2 separate regions of the Mus musculus genome follow, and region 1 is linked to region 2. A link is a loop called in an ENCODE intact Hi-C map of the cell type or tissue named here. Cell type or tissue: left cerebral cortex. All regions are shown on one strand. Links, peaks and the distances in the headings refer to the core of each region. The heading gives the core; the rest is flanking DNA.

The links. A loop is a pair of places that touch in the nucleus more often than their neighbours do. Peaks named below come from ENCODE experiments on the same cell type or tissue, not always from the same donor. Only the 100,000 strongest peaks of a DNase experiment are listed, where the experiment ranks them.
Region 1: a loop joins it to region 2, with 3 times the contacts of the local background. A loop is called at or near these places in 15 of 42 quality-filtered maps.

What each region holds. Positions count from the first base shown.
Region 1 is chr2:131,980,251-131,985,633 of GRCm38, forward strand. No RefSeq gene overlaps it. Among named protein-coding and RNA genes, the nearest start is that of Prnd, 32 kb to the left of the region's middle. In left cerebral cortex, for the core only: a CTCF peak has its summit at 2,499 (motif pointing right); a DNase peak (open chromatin) is centred at 2,508.
Region 2 is chr2:132,218,362-132,223,744 of GRCm38, forward strand. Gm14051 (a long non-coding RNA gene) reads left to right here. Exons shown (of 3, transcript XR_866753.3): 3 at 1,686-1,891. Among named protein-coding and RNA genes, the nearest start is that of Tmem230, 27 kb to the right of the region's middle. In left cerebral cortex, for the core only: a CTCF peak has its summit at 3,164; DNase peaks (open chromatin) are centred at 3,320 and 4,430; H3K27ac peaks cover 2,009 bases.

The sequences.
Region 1 (5,383 bases), core at 129-5,128, 240 kb before region 2:
GGAGGCAGGGATGGTATCAAGCTGCAGGAGGCCCCTTTGAGAGAATGCACAACATACCTCAGACTCCCCAGCCAGGAGCAAGAGAACTTTATCCACCAGCAAGCCTGCTGCACAGGGTAGGGTGGCTCTGGCCTGCTTCAAGTGGCTCCAGACAGAGCAGGGGCAGACACAGAGACAAAGAGACAGAGACAGAGACAGAGACAGAGACAGAGACAGGGACAGGGACAGGGACAGGGACAGGGACAGGGACAGGGACAGGGACAGGGACAGGGACAGGGACAGGGACAGGGACAGAGACAGGCAGGGGCTTCTCCTGTTGTCCCCAGGTAGGACTGAAGTGCTGAAGGAGATCTGACAGAGCTATTGGGTAGGGGTCCTTAGCTTCCTACAGACATGTAGAAGGAAGAGCAAGGTTTGGCTGGCCTTGAGTTCTGTCCTCCTATTTTGAAGAATGAAAAACCCTAAAACTACACAGAGAAATTCAAGTTCACAAGCTATCTCCCCAGTTCACAGCACAGAGTCCTTCTCCTATGCTTATATGGTAATATGGAGAAGCCTCATTTCTCAAGGCAAAAGTTCCAGTGGCCGGCCAGTCGTCTCTGCCAGGGAAACAGCTTCAGCCCAAACAGGAGGTGAGGATGAAGGTGTCCGTCCTGAGGAAACAGAAGGCAGACTTTCTCAAGCACCATTGTTCTTGAGTCTCCAGCACGCCAAGGCGATGTGGGGGCCAGCTGAAGGACACCCTGGCTCCGGCTTTTGTCACTGTTTCCTGATATTGGCAAGATTAGGGCTGGCCGGAAAGGAAACCCACCGAGCACAGAGACAGAGGAAAGTCCGAGGCCCCCCGGGGAGAAGTTGCAGCTGGCCCAGCAGTTCCTGTACTGTGCAGAGGAATGACAACTATGAGAGCAAGCCTTTGCCTGGGAATGTAGTAAAGGTGACATCACTGTCGAACTAGGCACCAGCTCAGAAGGCAAGGGCTGAGTTCAGCAGATGGGGGGTTTTCCACATGTATTTAAAACTCTTGTTTAATACCCTGTTCAGAACTTCTGGATAGGCGAATGTGGGGGCACCCACTCCCCCACTGCATCTTAATACATTTCACTACTCCCAGCTCCTCTAAAGGAGAGTGTTTGGAGGCCAGGTCCACACAGGTAGGATAATATGAAACTGTCAGGATGAACCTAGATCCAACATCAGGGTCCTTTCAAGAGAATAGTCTGTGCTTCGGTGTCCCCGCATAGAAGGATACTGAATTTCTCAAAGCCAAAGAACAGTTAAGGGAGTTAGAGATTGACAAGACAGAGCCCACGTCCCCAACCATCTCCGAACCCAACATCCACACTGAAAGCATTCTTCATGGGTACCGGTGCTTACTCATAAATGAGCAGTATCATTAACTTGTGGGGTGTGTGTGTTTGCATGCGCATGTGCACGTATGTGAGTACTCAAGTGTGCAAGTCTGTGCATATGAAGGCCAGAGGACAACCCCACGTGTCTCTCCTTAAGCTTTCCTTGGAAGCCATCCACTGTTCTGTTTAAGACAGTGTCTGTCTCTCACTGGTCTGGACCTCACCAAGTAGGCTCAACTGGCTGGCCAATAAGTCACAGAGGTTCAATGCTCTCTGCCTGTCCAGCACAGGCAGAGATAGTGAGCTATCCCCTCAGCCTTCGGGGTTTTGCAATAATTCTTGAGTCTTTTCAGGGTTGTGAGGATTTTAGTCTAAAACCAATAATGAGAGCAGTAGTTGCTGCCAGTTGAGGAAAACAGCATGAAGAGTCTCTGCATAGCCCTCACGAGACAAGAATAAATGCTGCATACATTAGGTCAGTGAAGAAAGGGAGGTGGGCAGCATAGATCACAGCCTCACATTAAAGGAGTCAAGATTTGATTCTGAGAATCCAGACACAGGAAACACCAAAAGAGCTGAGAGACTTAGCACGCACGCCTTTAATCCCGTGCTCAGGCAGAGGCAGGTGGATCGCTGAGAGTACAAGATCACCTGGTCTGTATAGTGACTTCCAGACCATCCAAGGTGACCTTGTCTCAAATTTTTAAAAAAGAAACATGGAAGGAAAAGATGGCGGGAGAAGGAGGACAGAATGAACAAATGAACGAATGAACAAAAGAAGAAAGGGGAAATACCGAAGTGCAAAATGCACCAGAAATACGTCAAAAACTATGTCCAAACCCACTGAACTCAGGAAAGCATAGTTCAAGGTGGGAAGCTATCACATTTTCCCCCTTACTTATGCAAAATAGTATGGGACAAATAGACAAACCAAGTAAGGACATCAGGGTAAAAGACATGGTCTACCTAGGCTACAATCATGAGTATGAGAGCCTAGAATCCACGTCAATTTGGGCTACACAACGAAAAATCACACACATACACACACAAACACACACACACACGCACGCACAGGCACTTGTACAGGCTAACTTTGCCCATCACTGGTAGAGCTAGGAAGCAGATGTTATGCAGTCATCGTCACCACCAGAGGGCATCCTAACATCAACCAGGACAGGCAAGGGTCCATGTCTAGTCCCTCTCACAGAAAGATGCAGGGAGTTTTTATTTGTTTGTTTTTGTTTGTTTTCATAAGCTACCACCTAGCCAGGTTGAAGAGAGGCCAATCTTCCCTTAGTTCCAAATCCTTCCGGGATAGACAATGACCTTGAATCTCTCCTAGAGCTTCTGTCTCCTGTCCTGCCTCCACAGGTGCCCTCTGGAGATGAGTTATTTAGGACCTCCCCTAATGCATGCTGGGAGAACCTCAGCCCAAGGCTCTGCCTGAACAGAAGTTGATGTTGAAGTGTGCCCCAGAGACACATAAACTGACACTCATCCTTCATCCAGAACTCCAGACAGAACAAGAAAGATGTTTGGTCTTTCTACTGTATGCCATCTCCAGAGGGAAATGCTCCAAGATGTCACAATTCAGCATAATGATGTCACAATACAGTATTATCATGGAACACTGTTGCACTGTGATGTCACAATGACACACTGGTGCACTTTAATGTCAAAGGATAGCATGATAATAGCACAAAGGAGCAGTGTAACAACTCAATACCACATTATGATATCACAGTAGCACACTGTTATAGAACAATAAACGCTGTGATGTCACCATCCAGCAATGCTGTCAGGGTGGGATGTTGTGGTGGCAAAAACGCAGCAGTGTGATGGCACAGTTCATTATTGTGAATTCACATGGAGCATTGTGATGTCACAGTCTAGCCCTGTGATGTCACCATAGAGCACTGAGACACTGCACTAAAGTACCAGGATGGTACAGTGGAACTGAGCTGGGTGATACAGGTGTGATGGGGTGAAGATCATAAGAAAGAACTCTGGTAAATTCTTACCCAGAAGCCAAAGGAAGAGATCTGGCACTCCACCCCAGGGTAACATATAACTTGAATTCCATCCCACCAAGGGAAGCTCGTTTCTTATCCCACCGACCCTTGGATGAATTACCAGAGATATGTAGCCATACACTCATTCTATTGGGAAAACCTGTCATTCCTTCAGCACAGGCAAGAAAGGTGTCTTGAACAGAAGGAATACAGCCGTGAGCGAAACAGAGAGAGCTGTGTTTTCTGGAAGCTTCCACTATAGAGAAAGGAGCTGACAGTGAGCAAAATGCTAGAGCTGTGTGCATGGCTGAAGTGAACCAATGACAAAGTGCTAGAGCTGTGTGCATGGGTGAAGTGAACCAATGACAAAGTGCTAGAGCTGTGCACATGGCTGAAGTAAACCATTGAGAAAGATGGCCGAGAAAAGGTTGGGTTGGGACTGCAGTGTTGACTACATGGGGGTTTGTTCTGGTTGCCTGAGATAGTCTCACAATGAGTGTTGGGCTAGCCTCGAAACTCTATGTAACCTAGTCTCACTATCTCATACCTCACATCCCAAGTGCTAGGATTATAGGTACTTGCCACTATTGTGGCAAAGCCAGATATATAATGAGCAGAGTACCTGGGTTAAGATGTCAAGATAGCTGAGTCCTGGGCAGTGAGAATGAATTAGAATAAGTTGCCAATATCTGCTATCTTCTCCTGCAGTGGGGGTGTGGCTAGACAGAGGAGTAAGATCACAGGTATGCAAGATGGGTTGAGGATCTGGGTAGGGGCTAGAATGAGGGTCCTGAAGACCACCTAGGAGTTCTAAGTTCATTCTAAGTACAGCTGGAGGCCACTGGGGTTCAAGATGAAAGAAAGGTAGAAAGATTCCTTCTGTGATCAGTCTTGGGACTACGTTCAGGCAGGGATGAAAGAAAGGCAAGGAAGCAGCCACAAAGTAGTAGTCTGGTCTGACCAAGTAATACCTTAGCCACAGGTAGGAAACGTGACAGGGACCAGAGGGAAACCAGAAAAGTAAGGAAACACAAGGCTTACTGAAAGCACCCCAAGGTCTGGGATGCTCAGCAGGTAAACAGCAAGGTATGCTCCCAAAATGATTCCCTGAGGCACCCCTAAAAAGTGAGTCAGAAGAAAAGGGATAAGGTTGCAATCCATAGACAGAAGGACACGGCCAGGGCCTGTGCTCTGTGAATGTCCCCCTCCTAGGGCTCTAAGGAGGCCTAGCAAACCAGAGCCCAGACCCTGGGTTGGCCCTTACAGCACAAGGTGAAGGCAGCTTTTAGCAGCCACAGCCCATGCTGCAGACATAGTCCACTCTCACTGTGCTTAGAGGAAGGAAAGCTGCAGTGAGATAGGACCATCTTCATCAGGGGCATCCGGCTCGTGCTATCCTAATGCTATGTTATGTGTTGTACAAAGTTTATGGTTAATTCTAAGCTCACTAGGACTTAAGCCCTTGGGATCAGAGTCAAGACCTTAGGTATGCCTTGGGCATCTTTGTGACTCTTCTTCTGCCATTATAATTCTTTATGAGGGAGAGCTGTCATTAAGAAGGGCAATGTAGGTTAGGGCTCGCAGCAGGGTGTAAGTGGGCTGACAGAGTTTGGAGTTTAGTAATTAGCTCATGGTTAATTATGCTTTAAATTTGTTGGTAATGGGAGGAGTTGAGGTTGAATCAATCATATATTAAAAGTCATCATTATTAGGAAGTCAGGGCCTTCTGGTACAGGGGCAGTAGATCCCCAAGCAGAATTAAAGCCAAAGTATATAATCAGAGTTTTGCTTGAAGGGGCATGACTGTGTTAAACCACTAGTTAGTTGATTGGTTCCACTGCTCTGAGGCCTGTAATGAGACAGAACACCATAGCAGAAAGTGCACTGTGGAACAACTGCTCACCATGTGGTGGCCAGGGTCTCAACATCCCCTTCAAGCAGATATTGACCTGCCTGCTCCAGCCCTTCCCAATAGGGCCACAACCCTCTAGTGTGGGAGCCTTTGAAGTGTGTTTAAGA
Region 2 (5,383 bases), core at 267-5,266:
CAGCAACCACATGGTGGCTCACAGCCATCTATAATGAGATCTGATGCCCTCTTTTGGTGTGTCTGAAGACAGCTATAATTGTACTCCTACATAAAATAAGTAAATAAATCTTAAAAAATAAATAAATAAAAGTTGAATAGCTGGGAGTAAGGGTGAGAACCTGTAGTCCCAGCTACTGGGGTGGAGGTGGGGAGGGGTCCCTAAGCAGGAAGGACACTTGAGCCCAGGAGGTCAGAGTCAGCTAGGACAATATTAACCAAAAACAAGAACAACAACTACAAAACCACCCAAAACTCTTGTAGAGAGGGGGAGGGGGAGGCGGAGATTGACCCCACAGGCCAGTGTGATGGAGGCCTTCTCTCAATTGAGGCTTTCTCTTCCCACGGGACTCTAGCTTGTATTGAGCTGACAGAAAACTAGCACAAATGTCTAAAAACTTTCATTTTGGACCTGGTGGTAAACTCCTGTAACCCCAGCTCTCAGGAGGCTGAGGCAAAAAGAACTGTCTAATCAAAGACAGCACAGGCTGCATAGTGAAGCCCTGTCTCCAAAAACAAAAGTTAAGATCTGGAGCAGCACTCGCTTTGGAGGCCGTGAGTGTCTGAAGCCTTTAGGAGACACTAGGTCTTGCCTCTAAGTTAACAGCAGAATGACAGGCAGGCACTGACTCTTCTATAAGAAATCAGGCCAGACATTAAAAACAAGAAATCACTAAACGGTCAGAAATGAAAAGTGTCAGAAAGCAAAAATGGGAGCGTGATGATTCATTTGTCTCCCATTGCCTCCTTGGAGGCCAGAGAGCCCCCTGTTTGGGCCTTCAGAAGGCGACTTGCCTAGGGCATCTACTGTCTGTGTTAGGATCTTCTACATAGAGCCGGACTGTTGAGGTTCACTGGAAATTCAGCAACGGTAAAAGGTTTCTGAATGCACAATGGCCAGAGAATAGAAGACCTAACACATGGAGTGACTGCTGACGATGCTCACCCCGGCTGTGCTTGTAACTTCACTGCAGACTTGGGTCTGAAGCCACAGCCGCACATGGTCTGAAACACTATGAGGTAGATTCCCTGCATGCTTTGCACTGCAGAGGTCTAAATGAGCACACATAGTCATCTGCTCTTAGAGAAACATGAACACTTAATCATAGGAAACAAAGGCTTTAAATCCATGGCTTGAGTTGCTGACTTAGGCTTTATTACTGGTTTTTAAATTGTTTATACAGAAGACTGGAGAGATGGCTCTGTGACTAAGAGTACGAATTGCTCTTACAGAAGACCTTAGATCTGTTCCCAGCACTCGCACTGGGCAGCTCACACTCACCTGGGACCCGGGGGAATCTGATGATTCTGACCTCCAAGGGCACCGGCACATACATCTGTAAGAAATATCAAATACCAGTCTTTTTGTCAAATACTATAAAACAAGGACAAGGAATTAAAAAAAATTTTTTTTTCTTTCAAGACAGGGTTTCTCTGTGTAGCCCTGGCTGTCCTGGAACTCACACTGTAGACCAGGCTGGCCTCGAACTCAGAAATCCACCTGCCTCTGCCTTCCAAGTGCTGGGATTAAAGACGTGTGCCACCACTGCCCAGTGAATTAAAATATTTTTATCTCCCACACATTATAAGATGTTCACACAAGTGTTTTACTTACTGTGACCCAGGAAAACCTTTGCTCTATTCTAGGAATTTATGTCCTGGAGCAGTGTCCCCCTTCTTGGAGCAGTGACCCCCTTCTTGGAGCAGCACCTCCTTTCCCCTTCATCCAACTCCCTTGTGTGCCAATTCTCTTCGGACTAGCCAACCAACTGAATAAGATTGTGAGGTCAGACCCCAGCCAATGGGGAAGAGACACAGCCACCACCTGAAATTAGAATAAAAACTAGATACACTTCCTGTCTCCGTGTGTTTGATTTTCTGAGAGCACCCTCTTGATCAAGAGCAATGTTCGCCTGTCCAGACACTTCAGTTGGAACGGTGGGCCCTTTCTTTTGTGACCTCAAACTTACTTCTAACACCCTCACATAGACACAAACACATACATACACAGACACAGACACAAACACCTACACATGGTTAAGATGATAAATCTTTAAAAAGAGAGTAAAAAAATTAAATTAATTTGACTTGTGATTTGGAGAGAATTCCCAACAGTTTCTGAAATGGCCCTAAACATGTTCTGGTCATTTTATGTTACTAAGTTATGCAAATGGCATCTCAGCACTGTAAAAGTGAAATGTCAATCACCTCTGAAAAACCCTGGAGCCCCCTCTCTGTCTGCAGTGTTGGACATTCAGCCAACACTTCCTTATACAGACAGAATAGCACTAGTGCCATTAATATGCAATTTTGCTTTTGTGTTTAATAAATGTTAAAAATTATATGTATCAAAAATTTGTAGAAATAAATGTTTTATTACTAGTAGATGTTTGATGGTGTCTAATGTGTGTGTGTTATATAGTATATAAATGGAGGTATGAAGACAAATTGTGGGGGTCAGTTTTGTTCTTCCACCCTGTGTGTTCCAGGGATCAAACTCTGGGTTGTTAGGTGGCAGGGACATCTATTTGCTTAGCCATGGGCTCCATATCCTACCATGCTACAAATTTAAGCTACCTCATATCCCTGATCAAAAACCTGCCAGGAGGGCCTGTTATCTCTCATGTTAGTCCCCATTGAGTAAAACTAACCAACTTCTTTCCACTTTGTAATTATGGCGTTTAGAGCAGTTCTCTCTGACCATGGAGATCCTTCCAGGAAAGCCCACATGATTCACGGTGGCCAAAAAGAACAGACCCTGGGATGCTTCTACATGGGGGCTCTTAGAGAAGAATGGGGCATGAACATGAGCTTGAAGCCTCTTGAGAATTTGGCTCCCACCTCCCTGGGCTGTTTGATGATCTAAGAAAGAAGTCAAGTAGCCTTGTAACTGAAGTTCACTCCCGAGAAACAGGTTTATTCCTCTGGCTATTGTGGCCAGCAGACTCAAACAGACTCACTAGAGACCTGAGGAGCCCTCTCTTGGGTTTCTAGGTCAGCCAGTTTGGGGAGGCCAGGAAAAAGACTGTGAAAGAAAAAAAAACGACCCAGCTCATAATCACTGGTGCTTGCAGCCTGCTGGAGAAGGGAGAGAACACTGGAGACCATGCTGACGCAGAAAGAATGGGATGCAGGCCTGGCCGTACCATTCAAACCCTGGGCAGAGGAGTATTCAACACAGCAGTTCCTGAATATCCCTTCTCCATTTTTGTCAACTTGAGTGGTGTTTTTAAATTTTGCACTCTCATGAGCCCGGAATGATTCACTGGCTCTTTTTGGAAGCAGCTGTATTTTGAGATCATTTTCAGGAGTTCTTTAAATATCCTGAACGCTCTACTTACAAGGGTGACTCAAAAAGAATCTTCTCCCCAGGGAGGGGGAAAAGGGAACTGGCGTTGACCGAGTTGACTGTGCACAAGCTTGCTCTGCAGGATGAAAGGGTTCTAGAGGCAAAGTGCACAGCAGTGTGCTTGTTAACACTACAGACCTGCGACTTGAAGTGCTAATGTCGGACCAGCGTCATGGCTCAGACATGACAGTCTGTGCTAGCTTCCCCTCATCCCACACGGGAGGAGACGAGCAGACTCCCCCAGCTGTCTTTGCCACACACACAGGCCACAGTGTGCAGCTGCACGCACACACGCACACTGTAAATAAAGAGGTAATAAATAAATGGATAAATAAATGTGAGTGATTTAGGAAGTGCAACAGTATGCTTTTAAAGCATAATTTTAAAGTTCTGTAGAATGCTAATATACACATATACACATATACACATATATCTGCATTCCTCTAGCTGTGAAGTTAGGGTTGAGTCTATTTTATGGCAATTGTGCCCTAGGAAAACTGTTTGTTGTTGTTGTTTATTGTTTTATTTGTTTGTTTTTCGAGACAGGGTTTCACTGTGTACTCCTGGCTACCCTGGAACTCACTCTGAAGACCAAGCTGGGCTTTGAACTTATAGAGACCCGCTTGCCTCTGCCTCCAGAGTACACCACCGCTACCCAACTGATTTTTGTTTTTGTTTTTTCAAGACAGAATCCTTTTATATGTAGTCTTGGCTATCTTGAAACTCTGCCTGTTGGCCAGGCTGGAACTTGAAGAGATCACTTGCCTCTGCCTCACCAGTGTGGAAATTGAAGGTGTGTGCTACCAACACCCAACTAACACCCAACTAGTAAAGGCGATTTTAAAAAAGAATTCTTTCCCCACAGCACACGACCTCATGGTATTCTGTGTGGTGGTACTTTAGAACTCCATCGTGATCCCAAGCACACCCCAAACATCTGTTCCCTCAGGGACAGGGGGTGCTCTGAGGCAGAGGCTGTGGGCTTGTTTTATGCTCTAGGGGTTGTGTGATGCAAAGACTGGACAGGCATGAGCTGGCTGAGTGGATGGGCCTACCAGATGCATATTATGTATATTCTCTGATTCATTTGCTTCTCTCAGCAAGCATAGGTAACAGCGGCTGGCTTGGAAATTGGAAGTGATACAAACTAAATAAGTCTGCAGTTCTGTGCATTGCATGCTAGCAAGGGGGACACACAGTAAATGTGTGTGTATATACATATATGTGTCTGTGTGTACATATATACATATATAGTGTAGTATATAGTGTAGTATGTAGTATGACAGCTGGTAGTAAGGATTTAGAAGGAAAACAAATCAGATTCAGGGATCAGGAGCACCAAGGATGAAAGCTGACTGACTACTTCACAAATGGACCACATACACACACACACACACACACACACATACACACACACACACACACACACACATACACACACATACACATATACACACACACGCTAGCCCAGCTAACCGAGGGCAGTGTGATCTCAGGCAGGTTAGTAGGGAATCGTACTTAAGGGGGAAAGGAGGATACCAGTACATTAATTATAGCTAGGATCAGTGCTGTTAATATGTGGCTTGTGTGGTCGCGTAGGAACCTATGCTCAGAAGGTCTTAATGTTCTACCACTATCCAGAATTTTTGTTTATTGGTAGATTTTTATTTATTTAATCTGATCTAGGTGCTAGAGATAAAAACTTCTTACACTTGGGTAGCACACACTTACCTGACAGCCATCACCTTTGTCCTGGACTGCTTCTTGTCCACGTTTCTTTTCTATTGATTTTTATGTAGATGTCTATACAAAATCACCATTCTAACTTCTGTATAAATGGCCATTTTAGAATGATATTGCATTGTCATAGGGCAGCATTTCTTCAAGTCCCTCTGGGATTCTTTCTGATTTATGTCATAGCTTTGATTTTTAGATAGTCTTTAAGATAATTATGTGACCCCCCCCCCACTCCTTACTCTTCCTGTGGGTTTCTAAT